Linked DNA regions of Homo sapiens: region 2 is linked to region 1. A link is a loop called in an ENCODE intact Hi-C map of the cell type or tissue named here. Cell type or tissue: B cell. All regions are shown on one strand.

Evidence for each region. Peaks named below come from ENCODE experiments on the same cell type or tissue, not always from the same donor. Only the 100,000 strongest peaks of a DNase experiment are listed, where the experiment ranks them.
Region 2: a loop joins it to region 1, with 9 times the contacts of the local background. A loop is called at or near these places in 7 of 110 quality-filtered maps.

Annotation. Positions count from the first base shown.
Region 1 is chr1:172,816,074-172,824,073 of GRCh38, reverse strand. LOC107985225 (a long non-coding RNA gene) reads left to right here and starts at 6,377. Exons shown (of 3, transcript XR_001738297.2): 1 at 6,377-6,521; 2 at 6,727-6,860; 3 at 7,946-8,000. RefSeq lists an enhancer at 4,547-4,996. In B cell, no CTCF peak of the experiment used is centred here; DNase peaks (open chromatin) are centred at 4,993 and 5,533; H3K4me3 peaks cover 1,520 bases; H3K27ac peaks cover 2,604 bases.
Region 2 is chr1:173,017,388-173,025,387 of GRCh38, reverse strand. No RefSeq gene overlaps it. Among named protein-coding and RNA genes, the nearest start is that of TNFSF18, 30 kb to the left of the region's middle. In B cell, no CTCF peak of the experiment used is centred here; a DNase peak (open chromatin) is centred at 4,827; H3K4me3 peaks cover 2,313 bases; H3K27ac peaks cover 4,072 bases.

The DNA.
Region 1 (8,000 bases):
AAGAACCCAACTCACAGACATGGCTCATCGTGTGGAGATGATAGATCCCTGGGTCTCTGATGGCAAACCCCCTGAGAGTCTTGCTGCTCAAAGACATGACTCTGGAAATAAAAGGAAAGGCCACTCCCCCATGAATTTTTAATAAAACACAGAAAATTAGAAGGCAGGAGAGCAAGACTCTTAACCATGTGTATTCCAATTGCCCCCATTCCAGGCCTTGGCCCATGGATGAGGGAATGCATTAGAGTAAAACTGAGGGCAAGAGGGCTGCTTATTCCCTGCTCCCTGTTGAGGCATCTGGGGAATAATTACACCAACCTGATATATGACTACATCAGTTAGGAAGCTCAGTGTGGAGGGAGTCTCTTAAGTTCAGCTTTCCAAAGTAACCTTTGATTCCCATGGGGTATCAGGGATGAGTCAAGATCCAGCCACCAGCTGCTGAATCCACAGTGGCAGTGGCCTTATTGAAGGGGCTGAGGTGGATCTTGGAGCCAGTGAATTAGCAGGAGGACACAGTGGAGCCCCCAGGGCCTGAAGCCAATGGGAGACAGGGCTAAGCTAGGCCAGCAAAAGGGCACTACTAGGTTCTGAGGAAGCCAGGAGGGAAATGGGGCAACAAGAGACCAGCCACTGACTTCACAACAAAATACCAGGAAGGCAAACAGCAAATAGGTGAACACAAACATCACCCAGAGTCCAGAGAACATGGGCCCCAAAGGGCCAAAATCCTCCGCTCAGACCTCCTTATCCAGATGTCTGGATACCATCTTTGAGAGAAACGTAGAATAGTGAGCAGTCAAAAAAAAAAAAAAAAAAAGAATAGTGGAGCAGTCATAGAGAACACAGTTGTTGTTGTCATTGTTGTTGCTTCCTGGAGTCTGAGCATTACTTAAAGGAATGGATTAAATTATCTGATTTAACTAATTTAAATCCAAATGAACACTGTGAATATTTTCCTCCAGTAGCCAACAGATGGCTCCTCCTGAAGAGGATGAAGTGAGCTCTGAAGAAAAGAAAGACATTATTTTTTTCAGAGGTTCCTAGTTAAGGTGGCAAATTTAATATATGCATCTAATTTTACTTCTCCTTATAAACTACAATAAAGGAATCTTTCAAAAGACATAAATCCACAGGAACGGTTGGAATAGGAGAAAAGGCCAAAGCAACACAACTTGGTCTCTGAGCTAGAAGCAGATGGGCAAGTGAAAACTAACTTAGCAGGTCTGAGAAAGCTGAATCTCATCCTGACAGCGGACAAAACTGAGAAGAACCAACCCAATTAACACCAGAAAATCGAGGCTTAGGAACTGAGGGCTTAGGTCTCTGGAATTGCGGTGAAAGGGCTGTCTAGAATAAGGAGGAGCAAGCGAGGACTTTTTTCAGTAGCAGTTAGAATGCCTAGATTCCCTTATCTTCTCCATATTTTCCCTTTCACACATTGGTAGAATTTGAAGATTTGTTTTCTTTCTTTCTTTCTTTTTTGAGACAGAGTCTTGCTCTGTCACCCAGGCTGGAGTGCAGTGGTGTGCTCTCAGCTCACTGCAAGCTCCATTTCCCAGGTTCACGCCATTCTCCTGCCTCAGCACCCCCAGCAGCTGGGACTACAGGCGCCCGCCACCACGCCCAGCTAATTTTTTGTATTTCTAGTAGAGATGGGGTTTCACCGTGTTAGTCAGGATGATCTCGATCTCCTGACCTCGTGATCTGCCCGCCTCGGCCTCTCAAAGTGCTGGGATTACAGGCGTGAGCCACCGCGCTCGGCCTGAAGATTTGTTTTCTAAACAGGGTCCCTGGATCTAGGGGACAGCATGTACAGTTGTGGGCGTAGGTAACTGACCCAACACAAAGAGGGAGAGACCATGCATTGTGAATGGGAAATGCATCACACTCTTGCTGTCTTCCCCAACTCTGCTTTCAGAACACTGGTAGAAAGACCCTTGCCTTCCAGGCAGGAAGTTGGAATCTAGCCAACCAGTCTAAATTGACATAATGTGATGCAAGAAATAACTATGGTGAGGGCCACCTTCACTAAGACCCTTGTGTCAACTGAGCCATCTTTTTAACTTGAGTACAGAATATGCCAGGGGTCCAGGTACAGATTCTTACCTGTCCTTGGCTTTTCTTGACCATTTGCTGATTGAAGTTCCTGCCCTTCAGCTTAGGTCAGCTGAAGACATTTCTTTCATATCAAAGAATCATTCTGCTTTGCCCTGCCCCTGAAGCCTGCAGAGAGGTGGTGGTGAGATAAGAAGCAGTAAATAAAAAGCAGCCACTCCATTTGGCCACATTTCTATCACATGCCCAGAGCCTGGTCCATCCATCAGCCTCACCAGATGTCCCAAGTGTGCTGACTCATGTTTTTTGCTTGTAATCATGCCCACTGACTTCCCCAAGAGGCTCTTATAAACTCTCAGGAAAACTAAAGCCAGTCCATGGCCCAGAGACTGGTTAGATTATCATCTCCCAGGAGCTGTCATTCGATAGGGACAATGTTACACTTTCTATACACAGCAAGATCTATGCTTAGCACTCAAATTCCCAAAAGCTAAACAATACACTGTTTAGAGATTCATACAAGAGTGGTGATCTATAAACCTTAGTTGTTACAGGAAAGTAAAGATTTTTTTTAAAAGTAAAGGCGTTCAGATCACACCTGGTCTAGCCTATGTGCTCATGGCTCAAAGTAACACTAAAGACTCAGGTAACACTCTGGAAAACGTAATAGCACAAACACCACCTCTCTGGGGCCCTTCTAAAAGTGAGTAACATGAAGAAGTCAGAGGCCTTCTCCCCCTTATTGCACGGACCACACAGCTCTGCCATCTAGTTGTGACAGGAATTAGATTTTTGTGAGCAAGTAGGAATCATTTCTTGAAAACTCCCAAGTGTAGTTAAGTGGCAAGGATAGTGGAGAAAAATTATCAAGGATTGGGCTCTCAAATCAGATTAAGTCAAACCCAGACTCTAAAACCTACTATCACCTTAGACAATTTTCATAACTTAAGAGAAATTGTTTTCTTTATATGTAAAATAAGTGTTTTTATGGTCACAATTTTTTTGTTATTGCTCAATAAATGACATTCACCAGTTTGCTGAACAAATACTTACTGAGCATGCATTATGTGTTAGGCACTGAATTGGAATTTAGAATGCATCAGTTTAAAAAAATGTATATTTCTGTCTTTATGGACCTCGTATTCTAAAGGGGTTATAAATAAAAAATAAAAAAAATAAACAGAGTAAGTAAATATGCAATATGTTAGAAAGTAAGCCCTATGGAGTGGAGGAGAGCATGGCGAGAGAGATGAGGAGTTTCAGGGAGGTGCAGTTTGCAATTTTAAATAACTTGATTAAAATAGACTTTGTTGAGAAGAAAACAATTCAGCAGAGGCTTAAAGGATGAGGGATTACAAGCCATAATGCAAATAAATGCTTTTACTACACATGACTCATGACAAAGTAGGTGCTCAATTACAAAGTATTGATGAGGGGGAGGAAGAGGAGAATGAAGAGAATTTGCGAGTGTTCAAAGTCCCAAAATAGCAGATGAGTGGGGTAATGGGCTATAAAATTTCGGCTCATCTGAGGAGCATGATACTTTCTCATAATAGTAACTATCATTTATTAAGCATTTCCTATATGCTAAGCATACTGATAATTTCTAAAATATTCTGTCACATCTAATTCTTGCAAATAACCCTGTGAGGTCAAACTGAGGCAGAGAGAGATAAGTAATTTGCTCAAGGGACACGCACCTGCCAGTAAATTAAAGACAGCAAGAATTTTGAACACATGTGTCTGAGGCTGAAGCTCTTAGCCACTAATGTTGCTCTGCCTCTCAGATTTGTTCTCAGACCCAATGAGACTAGTGGAAGTGTGGGTCACATGGAGGGGACAGAGGAATGGAGTAACAGGGCCAGGACTATATAGTTCCTTTGTCTGTATTCAATCATGTTGCCTTGCTAAGCTAGCCTAACCTAAATATTATACGAATTAGACAGAAGGTCTTCTAGACAGTAAGCCTCCATGAATAGAAGATAAAAAGCCATTATACAATCACCTCCTAGGGTTTCTACAAATAATAGATTAGATCTTCTTCAAGCTAGACAGGCTTTCCCAAAGCATGTTCCTTAGCACCCCAGACTCAAGAGATGCTACACAATAAAATAAAAGTCGGTGATCCTAGAGGCGTGAGAGGCCTTACGTCTGCAGCACCCACGCAGTGCCTGGCATATAAGAGGACTGAATAATGCATATGTGTTGACTGACTCCCAAGGAAAACTGTGCAACTTTGTCTAACCCAGTGTCCCGCATACACAGCTCAATGCAAAAGCCTTCTGTCCCCTGACCTAGCCTACCATAGGGAAAGTGGCTCTGTGGTACTGAGGCATGCCACTGCACATGGGGAGGAAAGGGATAGTTCATCCAAGATCCACCTCAATCTAGAGAAAACGTTTAGTTTAAACTTAAGCGCAAATCAAAGTTCAGATAGAAAGCTCTCTTATGCATTAAAATGTTGGGGGTAAAATGTGAAGGCCTTGAAATACGAGAAAACAAAACTGAGAAATTTTACCCTGTGCCTTGGTTTCACAGGGTAATAGGCAGAAACTGAAACCAACAGACATTTCTGTTGACAAGTTCATCTTCTCAAGCCCTACAGCCCAGGAAGATTGTCATATTATTTAAAATAAGCAAGAGACTCCTCACCACAAAGCTAAAGGGCAAAGCAAATCTGTCACACTCCTCAAGGGACACACAGCTAGAAGGGCTCACCTAAATGCAGAAATGCTGAAAAGAAAGGGGGAGGGAAAGCAAGATGCCTCCTCCTCCACTTTCTCTGACTGAGGCTCTGAAGTCTGCTCCTTGCTGCATGAGTGACAAGGACTCGGTCGGCTCTAAAACACCAAAAAATGGGGGAAGTGACACTGGGTGACATTCTCCATGAGAGAGATGAGTAATAGTCTCAAAAAGTGCATGGTCTACTACCCCTACAGACTTTAGCATGACACCTCCCCCACCGAAACAGTGAGCCAGCAACAAATAGCAAATGTCACAGAAAACAAATCTCTTACAGTTGGGTCCCTCCCCAGCTGAGGTTTCAGAGGAGGGAGGCCAGCCAAGAATACAGAAGTGGTGAAAAGTCTGGCCATGTAAACCCCTTGGGTGCTTTTATACACAGGCGCTATAACTGAGCATCCCTAAGTGCCAAGGCCTACGTTAAGTTTCTTTTTAAAATACTCTATCTTATTTAAATAAATGTAGAGGGCAGTCACAATCAGCTTAGTTAATGATGCAAACACTGGAAACCAAAGGGGGTCAAAGAAGAGATGTACATTATACACACATATGAACACACACACACACACACACACACACACACACACACACACACACCCCTTCCGCCATTCCTGGTCTATTATTTTATAAATGAAGAACTTCAGAGCAAGTAGTGCATTCAAGCAAGCCTGCCTTGTCTGAGTACCAGTAGAAAAGGGATGTTTATGTGCTGATGACAGATGAATGATTAGGGCTCTTCTAGCTTGATTTTCAGGTCCCGAGATGGTGCCACTTCCTTATTTCCCCTTCTGCTGCTGCTCCGAGTCACTGCAGAGCTCTGGTCACGTGCACACTAAGTGAGGACACCTCAGCCAAACATTGGGCCCTAGGGACAGCAAAGTTGTAGCTACTGACTATTATAAAAGGCTATATTTCTTAATGATTAAGTAGAAGAATAAAAGAGATTAATAAGGGGGAGAAAAAGACTATTACTTCTATCTAATAGTTACTCAGTAAATGGTATTGAAAATTCATAGCACATTGATACAATACTGACTCTGGAGGGAAAATACAAAGCAGGCTTCCAAAGTATCCAAAATAAGGTAATTTTCATTTTCATTTCATATCTAGCAGAATCTGATATTTGCCAGGTCAGGGGTCTTTTCACTCAGGCCTTATTATGATATGGGATTAATAATGCTATCCCTGGGATAATCCTTCCACTTTCACCACCATCAAAAACACCACAATCCTCTGCTTGTCCCCAAACTGTCTGACTACACCAGCAAATAGACATGGCTAGAGGAAAACAAAACATTCTATTTTCATGTTGTTCAGGTGCCTGGAGTACATATCTGGCACATAGTAAATTAAATATCTGTTAACAAGTATTTGTTGTTAAGTTGTTCATTTGTTTTATAAAGACAGGTTCTTGTGAGCAAGAACTGTCACCCATACTGGAATGCAGTGATGCGATCACAGCTCATTGTAACCTTGAACTCCTTTGCTCAAATGATCCTTTTGCCTCAGCATCCTGGATAGCTAGGACTATAGGTGAGCACCACCATGCCCAGCTAATGCTTTTTATCTTTTGCAGAATCAAAGGTCCTTGTATGTTAGGCTGGTCTCAAACTCCTGGCCTCAAGCGATCCTCCTACCTTGGCGTTCTAAAGGGATTACTGGTATAAGCTACTGCACCTGGCCTATTTGTTGTTAAATGAAAACATAGTCTTCCTTAGGAGGTAAGATGAGTGACAAATTACTTGAAAACTTGGTCAGGTGTTTCATATTTATGTAAATTGGTGAGATTAAAGGATGGGACCCATGAATGAGCTTCGGGAGGGGGGTGTCCAAAGTTTTTTGTCTTGTTATTTTCTGTGTGTTTTTAATGAACTCCTCATGTGCTATGAATCAGAAATCTATAGGTTGTATATGTTTTTCTTACAGGATATTCTCTCCCACAAGTACCTTGATGTGCATGAGTGTTAGAATACTACTACATTGTAGAATGAGGTGGGAAGAAAGTGAGATCCTTTGATAAAACAGAAATCTTAAAGAACTGTAATAAGAATTGACATCAGGTACTCAGTCTCTCTCCCTCGATAGTTCTTTACCTCACTTTATAACCTAACAAGTGTGTGCTTTTAGCTTCATTAAACACAGTCCAAGAGTCAAAGGCAAAGCCTCATCACTTTGCCTTTCTTGTCATCCTAACCCAGTAACTCTTTTTTTCTCTCAAGCTGCACCCATTTCCATCATTTGACCTTCTATAATTCCCTCAACCATTCCTTCAAAGCTCAGTACTAATACCCTTTTCTCCCTTATTCCCACTTTTTTCAAAGTTCCCATCTTTTTCTCCTACCCTGAAAATTCCCCACCCCGTTTGTTCATCCCTCTTTATTTCATGCACTTATTCTTACTCACCCGATTTGACCTTTGTATTTGCTTTTCTTGTGGGGTTACCCATATTTTTTACTTTCTCTTTTCCATTTTTGTCACACCTCCTGCCAAAAAACAAACAAACAAACAAACAAACAAACAAAAAACCTTTTCTCCTAGAATCCCACTTCCTTGCTCTTCTCTCTAGGTTATTCTTACCTTTCTGCTCCTCTTGAATTATATAAAGCTTGACTTCTACATTCTTACTTAGAAAGAAAATGTAATGATTCTTAAATGTCTATTACTTGTGTCCTTGGATTTTACCCCAGAACTTTTTCAGCTTCATCTAGAGTTTTTATAGATCAATATTGGCATATAACAGGACCTCCTTGTTTCAAGCTTCTTCCCCTCACATATTCACTATAGTAAAGGAAACCACATAAGCTTTAGCAAATTGGAAGGGACAAAGCTGACAAAACCATAGAACACTCAACTTGCTCTTCTTCTTCTTATTTCCTCCTTCTGTATAACTTCTCTCTGGCAAATTGTGTCGTATTATATCAACTTGCATATGATTGATTCTCATATTATTTTTGATTATAAATAGTCACATATTAGTGACTATTATAAAAGGCGATATTTCTTAATGATTAAGTAGAAGAAAAAAGAGATTAATAAGGGGGAGAAAAAACTATTACTTCTATCTAATAGTTAGTAAATGGTATTGAAAATTCTTAGGACATATATATTCTTTATGTCCTTTTGTTTCTCTCTCCTCTCCTTCTAGGACTCCCATGGTACATATATTGGTATGTGAAAAAATAATGGCAGAAAATGTCCCA
Region 2 (8,000 bases), 200 kb before region 1:
CCTTCACCATGATTGTAAGTTTCCTGAGGCCTTCCTAGAAGCCAAGCAGATGCCAGCATTATGCTTCCTGTACAGCCAGCAGAACTGTGAGACAATTAAACCTCTTTCCTTTATAAATTATCCAGTCTCAGATATTTCTTTATAGCAATGTAAAAACAGCATAATACAGTTGGAAAGAAAAAAAAAGAATGTATGACATAGAATTATCAGAATTTAATGATTATGATAGAAACAATAGAAACTATTGGGATTTCTCCTAAGCTTGTAATGATTTCCTTATTGGACTTGCTTATCTATAAAGCTGGGACTCAGCAGTCTCATTTTTGCCATGTGAGCCTACTCTTAGAGGTGATTTTTCCAGGATTAACTATTCTGAGATGGTCTCTTGGCTGGAGAAGATAAACATTTGGGAGCTATGGGAAAGTTCATCTGCTCCCTGTAAATGGAGTGAGATGCAGTTAAAGCCAGTATGGGTAGGACATAAAGATAAAAGTGATATGCAGAGAAGAGCAGAAATAAAATATGGTGTGACAGTTAACTTGATGTATCAGCTTGACTGGACTAAGGGACTCCCAGGTGGCCTGGTAAAACATTATCTCTGTGTGTGTCTGTGAGGATGTTTTAGTTGACTGGGAAAGCAAAGACTAGGTCCTGGTTTACAAATGGTTCTACATGATATGCAGGCACTGCCTGAAAGCGGACAGCTGCATGCCTCTCTCTAGGACATTGCCCTGGAGGACAGTGGTGAAGAAAAATTCTGCCACCTGGTTATTCACTTTGCTTGGGTGTAGAAATGGCCAGATGTGAGATTATATACCTGTTCATGGAAAGTAGCCCATGGTTTGGCTGGATAGTCAGGGACTTGAAAGAAATGTGGTTGGAAAATTGGTGACAAAGAAACTGGGGGGAGGGGTATGTGGATAGACCTCTCTAAATGGGCAACGAATCATTTCTGTCCCTTGTGAATGCTCATCAAAGGGTGACCTCCACAGAGGAGGAATTTAATAATCAAGTGGATAGGATGACCTTTTCTGTAAATACCAGTCAAACTCTTTCTTCAGCCACCCTTGTGATCACCCAATGGGCTAGAAACAAAGTGGCTGTGGTGGCAGGGATGAAGGTTATGCATGGACTCAGCAACATGGACTTCCAGTTACTAAGGCTGATTTGGCTACAGCCACAACTGAATGGCTGACATGCCAGCAGCAGAGACCAACACTAAGCCCCTGATACAGCACTGTTCCCCTCAGTTGATCAGCTAGTTACCTGGTAGCAGGTCGATTACATTGGACTGCTTCTTAATGGAGGGGACAGCATTTTTTCCTTACTGGAAGAGACACATACTCTGGATATGTATTTGCCTTCCCTGCATGCAACTTCTGCCAAAAACACTGTTCATGGATTAACAGAATGCCTTGCCCACTGTCATGGTATCCACACAGCATGGTTTCTGATAAAAAAAAAACTCACTTCACAGACAATAAAATGTGGCAATGGGTCCATGTTCATAGAATTCACTGGTCTTACCATGTTCCCCACCATCTTGAAAGGCTGTTTGAAGACTCAGTTACAGTGCCAACTAGACGGCAATATCTTGCAGGGCTGGAGCAAGGTTCTCCAGAAAGCTGCATATGCTCTGAATCAGGTTTCATGGGCCCAAGAATCAAAGGGTGGAAATGGAAATGGTATCACTCACCATTACCCTTAGTGGTCCCCTAGCAAAATTAAAGCCTAAAAGTCTTAGTTCCAGAGGCAAAAATGCTCCCACAAGGAGACACAATTATGATTCCATTAAACAAGAACTTAAGACTCACCCCTGGTCACTTTGGTTTCCTCATGCTCTGAGTCAATAGGCCAGGAAGTGTTACAGTGTTGGGTGAGGCGATTGATCTGGATTATGAAGAAAAAAATGAATTACTACTTCACAATAGATGTAAGAGCTGGGCGCAGTGGCTCAAGCCTGTAATCCCAGCACTTTGGGAGGCCTAGGCAGGCAGATCACAAGGTCAGGAGATCAAGACCATCCTGCCTAACACGGTGAAACCCTGTCTCTACTAAAAATACAAAAAATTAGCCAGGCGTGGTGGCAAGCACCTGTAGTCCCAGCTACTCAGGAGGCTAAGGCAGGAGAATGGTGTGAACCTGGGAGGCGGAACTTGCAGTGAGCAGAGATCATGCCACTGCACTCCAGCCTGGGTGACAAAGCAAGACTCCATCTCAAAAAAATAAAAAGTAAATGAATAAAAATAAAAAAAAACACACACACAATGGAGGTAAGAAAGAGTATATCTGGAATACAGAAAGTCCCCCAGGGCATCTCTTAGTATTATAATGTCTTGTGATTAAGGTAAAAACTACAACTCAATGGAGGCAAGACTACAGAATGGCCCAGACCCTTTAGCAATAAACATTTAGGTCGCTCCTTCAGGTAAAGAACCATGACCAGCTGAAGTTCTTGCTGAAGGCAAAAGGAATATAGAATAGGTAATGGAAAAGGGTAGTTAGAAATGCCAGCTATGACCATGTGACTAGTTATAGAACTGAGGACTGCAATTCCTGTGATTGTCATGAGTAGTTTCTCTTCATTTTGTTATAAATACCTCTGTGTGTTTGTGTATGTGTGTGCACTTGTGTGTGTATGAAAACAAATATCTGTTTTCTTTCCTCTTTTATTTTTTTATTATGTAACATAAGAGGTATTGACTTTAGATCATAGTATTTAAATATTGTTAATTGTACATCATACTATTTAAGTTATGGGCTATCAGGAGAAGAGTAAACATTACTTAAGGATTTGACCTCCTCTTCTGGGGAAGGGATTAGTGCATTTTTGGTTGCACATAGGATAGCTGTATTGTATTAGGTGGAATTATGACCTTATTATTGTCTTTATTTAGAAATTAAATATGGTGTAAGGGTATGCCTATGGATGCCAAGTTGACAAGGGATGAATTTGTTATGGCTAATTTTGTGTCAACTTGACTGGACAAAGGGATGCCCAGGTAGCTGGTAAAACATTTCTGGGTGTGTCTTTGAAGGTGTTTCTGGAAGAGATTAGTACTTGAATGAGTAGACTGGATAAAGATCTGCCCTTACCAATGAAGGTGGGCATCATGCAATCACCTGAAGGCCTGAATAGAACAAAAAGGAGGAGGAAGGATGAATTTGCTCTCTCTCTTCTTGAGTTAGGACATCCATCTTCTCTTGCCCTCAGACATCAGAGCTCCTGGTTCTTGCCTTTGGATTCCAGGACTTACACCAGCACCCACTATCCTTACCCCAGTTCTTAGACCCTTTGCCTTGGACTAAGAGTTATACTATCAGCTCCCTGGTTCTTAGGTCTTTGGACTTGGACTGAATTATACCACTGGCTTTTCTGGTCCTCCATATTAGAACTTCTTAGCCTTCATAATTTTGTAAGCCAATTTCTACCCTATCTATCTATCATCTGTCTATCTATCTATCTATCTATCTATCTATCTATCTATCTATCTATCTAATCTCCTACTGATTCTGTTTCTCTGGATAATCTTGACTAATACATACAGGAAGAAACTCCATTGAACTGTTTCTGATGCATAAGGCCCATGTACATTTTTGTCCTTGGATTATGCAAGAATTATTGTACCTTTATGACAGATCGTTTTTTCCACTCATTTAGCTTAAGTTGGTTTCTATTAATTGTAATCAGAATCTTAACCAGTATAGTGATTGATTGAAAGTGAGGGATAAAGAAGAGGAAGAACCTTCTTAGACATATTGAGGAAGATGGTGATGTTTTTATGGTGGGGAATATGCAAGGAGGAATTGGAGAAAATTTAGTGTGGATGAGATAATGTGTTTAGGTTTATAAAGGTATAGTTTCAGATGTTTGCAGAATATCCAAGTGGGCTTTACCAGTATGCAGCTGGAACTCAGGAGGAGTTGCATGAGATGGGATGAATATTTAAAAGTCAACAGCCTTCTGGGTGAAGTCACTGACAAGGATAAAATCGCTATAGAGAGTGGGTAAAGTGAAAATGGGGCAAATGACTGAGACGTGGGGATCACCAACATTTGAAGACAGGCAAAGGAAGGAAATCCTGTAAAGGAGCAACCAGGGACAAATGACATTAACTGGAAGAAAATAATAGGTCCACAGAAACAGACAGTGAGAGATTAAGAATAAAGGAGTGGTCAACAATGTTAGAGGCTCCAAGAAGTCAAATACTAAGAGGATTGAACATTGCTAATTGGATTTTGCTGGTAGATAATTTTTGACAACATAAACAAGATCATTTTCTGTGACATCTGGGGGCATAATCCAGATATCAATGATTAAAGAACAAATGGGAAGTATAATTACTAGATAAGGAGAAATGGAAGATGAGACAAAAAAATTACACTACTCTTTGTAGAAACTTGGTTGTAGGAAAAAAAAAAAGAATTGTGGAGTGGTAGAGAGCAGGTAACCTCAGGGGTAAGGGAGAAAAAAGGCATATGCCTGGAAAGCCAGGTATTAATGTTTGGTCAGGGCATCCTCTTCCCAGCAGAGTGCTGGAGACACACAGTGTGATCCATGTCCTTGTGCAACAAAATGAGCTGGACAAATCTAATTACTTTTCTTGGTAATTTGATCTAGAACTTAGGAAAAAAACGTACCATTTTCCAGTGAAGAAGAAGTGAAATGATGCCATGGAATTGTTGATAGGCTGGAAAAATAAAGCTGATGTGAGGGGAAAGCAAGGGCTGTCATATGAATAGGAGAGAGAGAGAGGAAGAGACCACGTAGCTTTTCGAAAGAAAAAGTTTAAAACAGTCAACGCTCGGGGCTGCTTTAGTTTCTGACATAATTTCAGTTCCTGTTTCAGGCCTTGTAAATCCTTTTAACAAACCACCCTTTTTCCTTGATTTAGTATAAATGGGTCATTTTTCTTTCAATAAAATGAGCTACTTAACTATTTTTAATTCTATAACTTGTCTTTTTAAGACATTTAAAACAATCTGTTATTTTCTAGGCTATATCACCTCTGGGGAGGCAATTGTGTGCTGTCGTTAGGAGAATGGGCTTAGATGTAGACAGGCTTGTTTAAATCTTGACTCTGCTATTTATATTTTGTGTGAGCTTGAGCAATTTGTGTGCCTTCTCTGGGGATAGGTGTTCTTATGTGTCAAGGGAGGATAATTAATTCTACTGTACAGAGTAGTTTAAGGATTAAAGTAAAATAATACACAGAAAAAACTTAGTTCAGTGTTTGGCACATAGAAAGAGCTCAATAGGGCCGGGTGCGGTGGCTCACCCCTGTAATCCCAGCACTTTGGGAGGCCGAGGCAGGTGGATCACCAGGTCAGGAAATTGAGACCATCTTGGCTAACACGGTGAAATCCCGTCTCTACTAAAAATACAAAAAAACAAAATTAGCCAGGCGTGGTGGCGGGCACCTGTAGTCCCAGCTACTTGGGAGGCTGAGGCAGGAGAATGGCATGAATCCAGGAGGCGGAGCTTGCAGTGAGCCGAGATCACACCACTGCACTCCAGCCTGGGCAACAGAGCGAGACTCTGTCTCAAAAAAAAAAAAAAAATGCTTGATAGATGCTGATTTTCAAAATATTTTTATCAGTTTACAACTAGCTATTTTAGGTAGCTTTTTCTCTGTTTATCTTAAATTTGTTTCTTTTTTAGCTTCAATGAGTTCCTTCTAGCAACCAAGTATATAATTAGTTTCTTCACGCTCTATGAATTTGCATCTTGTATGTTTGCATGGTGCTTGAAAAGATAAATGTTGAAAAGCTTGAATCTCTATGACTTGTTCTATTAATAGTTGCCTTTTATTATATTGTCTCTAGAAATACAGAATTGGAGGTTATATTTTACTTAAACTACAAAAATAATGATGAAACATTTGGATGTATTTTATATAAAGAAAATATGGAATTATTCATTCATTCATGAATTTTTTTCACTGCACATATATTTATTAAGGTTTTTCTATGTACAAAGCACAGGTAGGCACCAAAGATGATGTGAAGATTTCTAAGATATTGTGACTTCCTCAAGAAGCTACATCTGCTAGGATAGACAGACTGATTCAAATCAGAACTATGGAGTTGAAAATATTTTAAATAAAGAAAATTAATCCCTAATCTCTCATTTACAAATGGGGAAGCTGAGACACAGTGAGGTTAAGGGAATGCAGGAATTGGAATCTGGATTGCTCAAATCCTTGCCCAGTTCTTTTCCCACTAGCTCATCCAATACTGTAAAGAAAGAAGCAAGTGCGATGATAAGCAGAGGACTATAGTAAAGAAATATAACAAACTCTAGCTAAATGGGAGAAAGAGGAGGCATTTTAGTCTTTGTGTGATAAAAGAGTAGCAGGTGAGGATGCAATATGAGCAAGAACACAGAAGGGTGGCAGAGAGTGTATGTAGTCCCATGGCCTGGTGAAGATGACATGTGGAGATATGAAATGGGAACCAACACTGGGCAACAGGAGGCCAAATCCCAAGCTGCTAGAAGGCTAGCCCAAGGAATCTCTGCTTTCCTATTCAGGAACTTTTAAGTTATTTTAGAAGTTTATGGCTTGATCGGACCTGTTTCAAAGAAAGTAACTCTGGTGGTGTGATGAAAGATGAGTGGGAGAGACAGAGCAAGACCACCTAAGAAGCTATGGAGATAGGCTAGGAGGATCATGGTCTACAGAGCAGAAGCAATGGAGAGGAGGAGAGCTCTGCCAGAGGAGCAGGAGTAAGAAAACATGGATCTCGAGCAACAGGTATGGTTCTGAGAATAATGGTCTGAATCATAACTAAAACAAATGCTTCAATATTGTAGCTTTTTAAAATCGACAAATGGATAAAATTATTTTCACTAAAATAATCAAATGCATTTTGAAGTTTTGATGCTTTTAATAACATAACAAGATGTTTTTTTAAAAATCATTCAATGAGGACAAGAAACCAGCCTTCAAAACTAGTTCATATCTTCCTCCTTGGTACCTTTTTGCCTTCCACAATCACTAAAGCAGAATTGACGGCTCTCCTTTGTACCACTACGGTACTGGATATATATTGTTATTATACTAAGTATTTGTGTAAATATCTGTTTTTCTAATGTACTCTAATCTTCTTGAGAATAGGAACATACTTTTATTTTGTTTCTCTGGTGACTAGCTTAGTTCCTTATCTGTGTATATTATCACAGCCTTCTATGTACACATTTCTCCATCTTTTTTATAAGGATGGCAAAATTGTTTGATAAAATCCGTATGTGCTAGGTCTATGAAATCTCTTTCGTGTGTCAGCAAACACAGATGCCCAAACAGGAAGTGTGTGGGGTCCTAAAAGAACATGTTATTAGTGAACCCACTCTGATCCTAAAATATCACCACTTCCTTTTCTGTGTTAAGAATCTTTTAAACGTTCTATTTTGGATTATTTTTGTTACTGAGACCAAACACTTTGGCCTCTAGTGTTTAGAGTTGTGAAACAGCTCATATTTATTGACAGCTTACTGTGTGCCACGTACTCTCCTAAGTAATCCTCATGACTTCTTGAAATATATCCTTTTATTATCCCATTTTATAGATGAAGAAGCTGAAGAACAGGGATGTTCAATAACTTGATTAAAATCACAAAACCAGTAAGGAATAAAGCCAGAAGTTTTTCTCAGCAGTCTAAGTCCAGGGCGTATTCTCTCAACCAATCCACAACATTTTCTTTCATTGTATTCTACACTGTAAAGTTGAAAATATAAATAACATTTATCAATTTTTAGTTTTCTGGAATTTTTCTAATTCTATACTGTCTCCAAAATTTGCCATGAATTATAAAATAATTTACCAAGATAAATAGAGCTAAACCCATTCAAAAATCACAGGAAGTCCAGTATATTCATATCTCTTATCTGAATTGCCCTTTCTAGTCTGCACAGCATTTCATTGACTCAGATGTTTCAGTCTTTCTGTGAATCTTCCTATAGATCCCCAGGCAGATGTGGATATTTTTAAAGTTCTATTCCC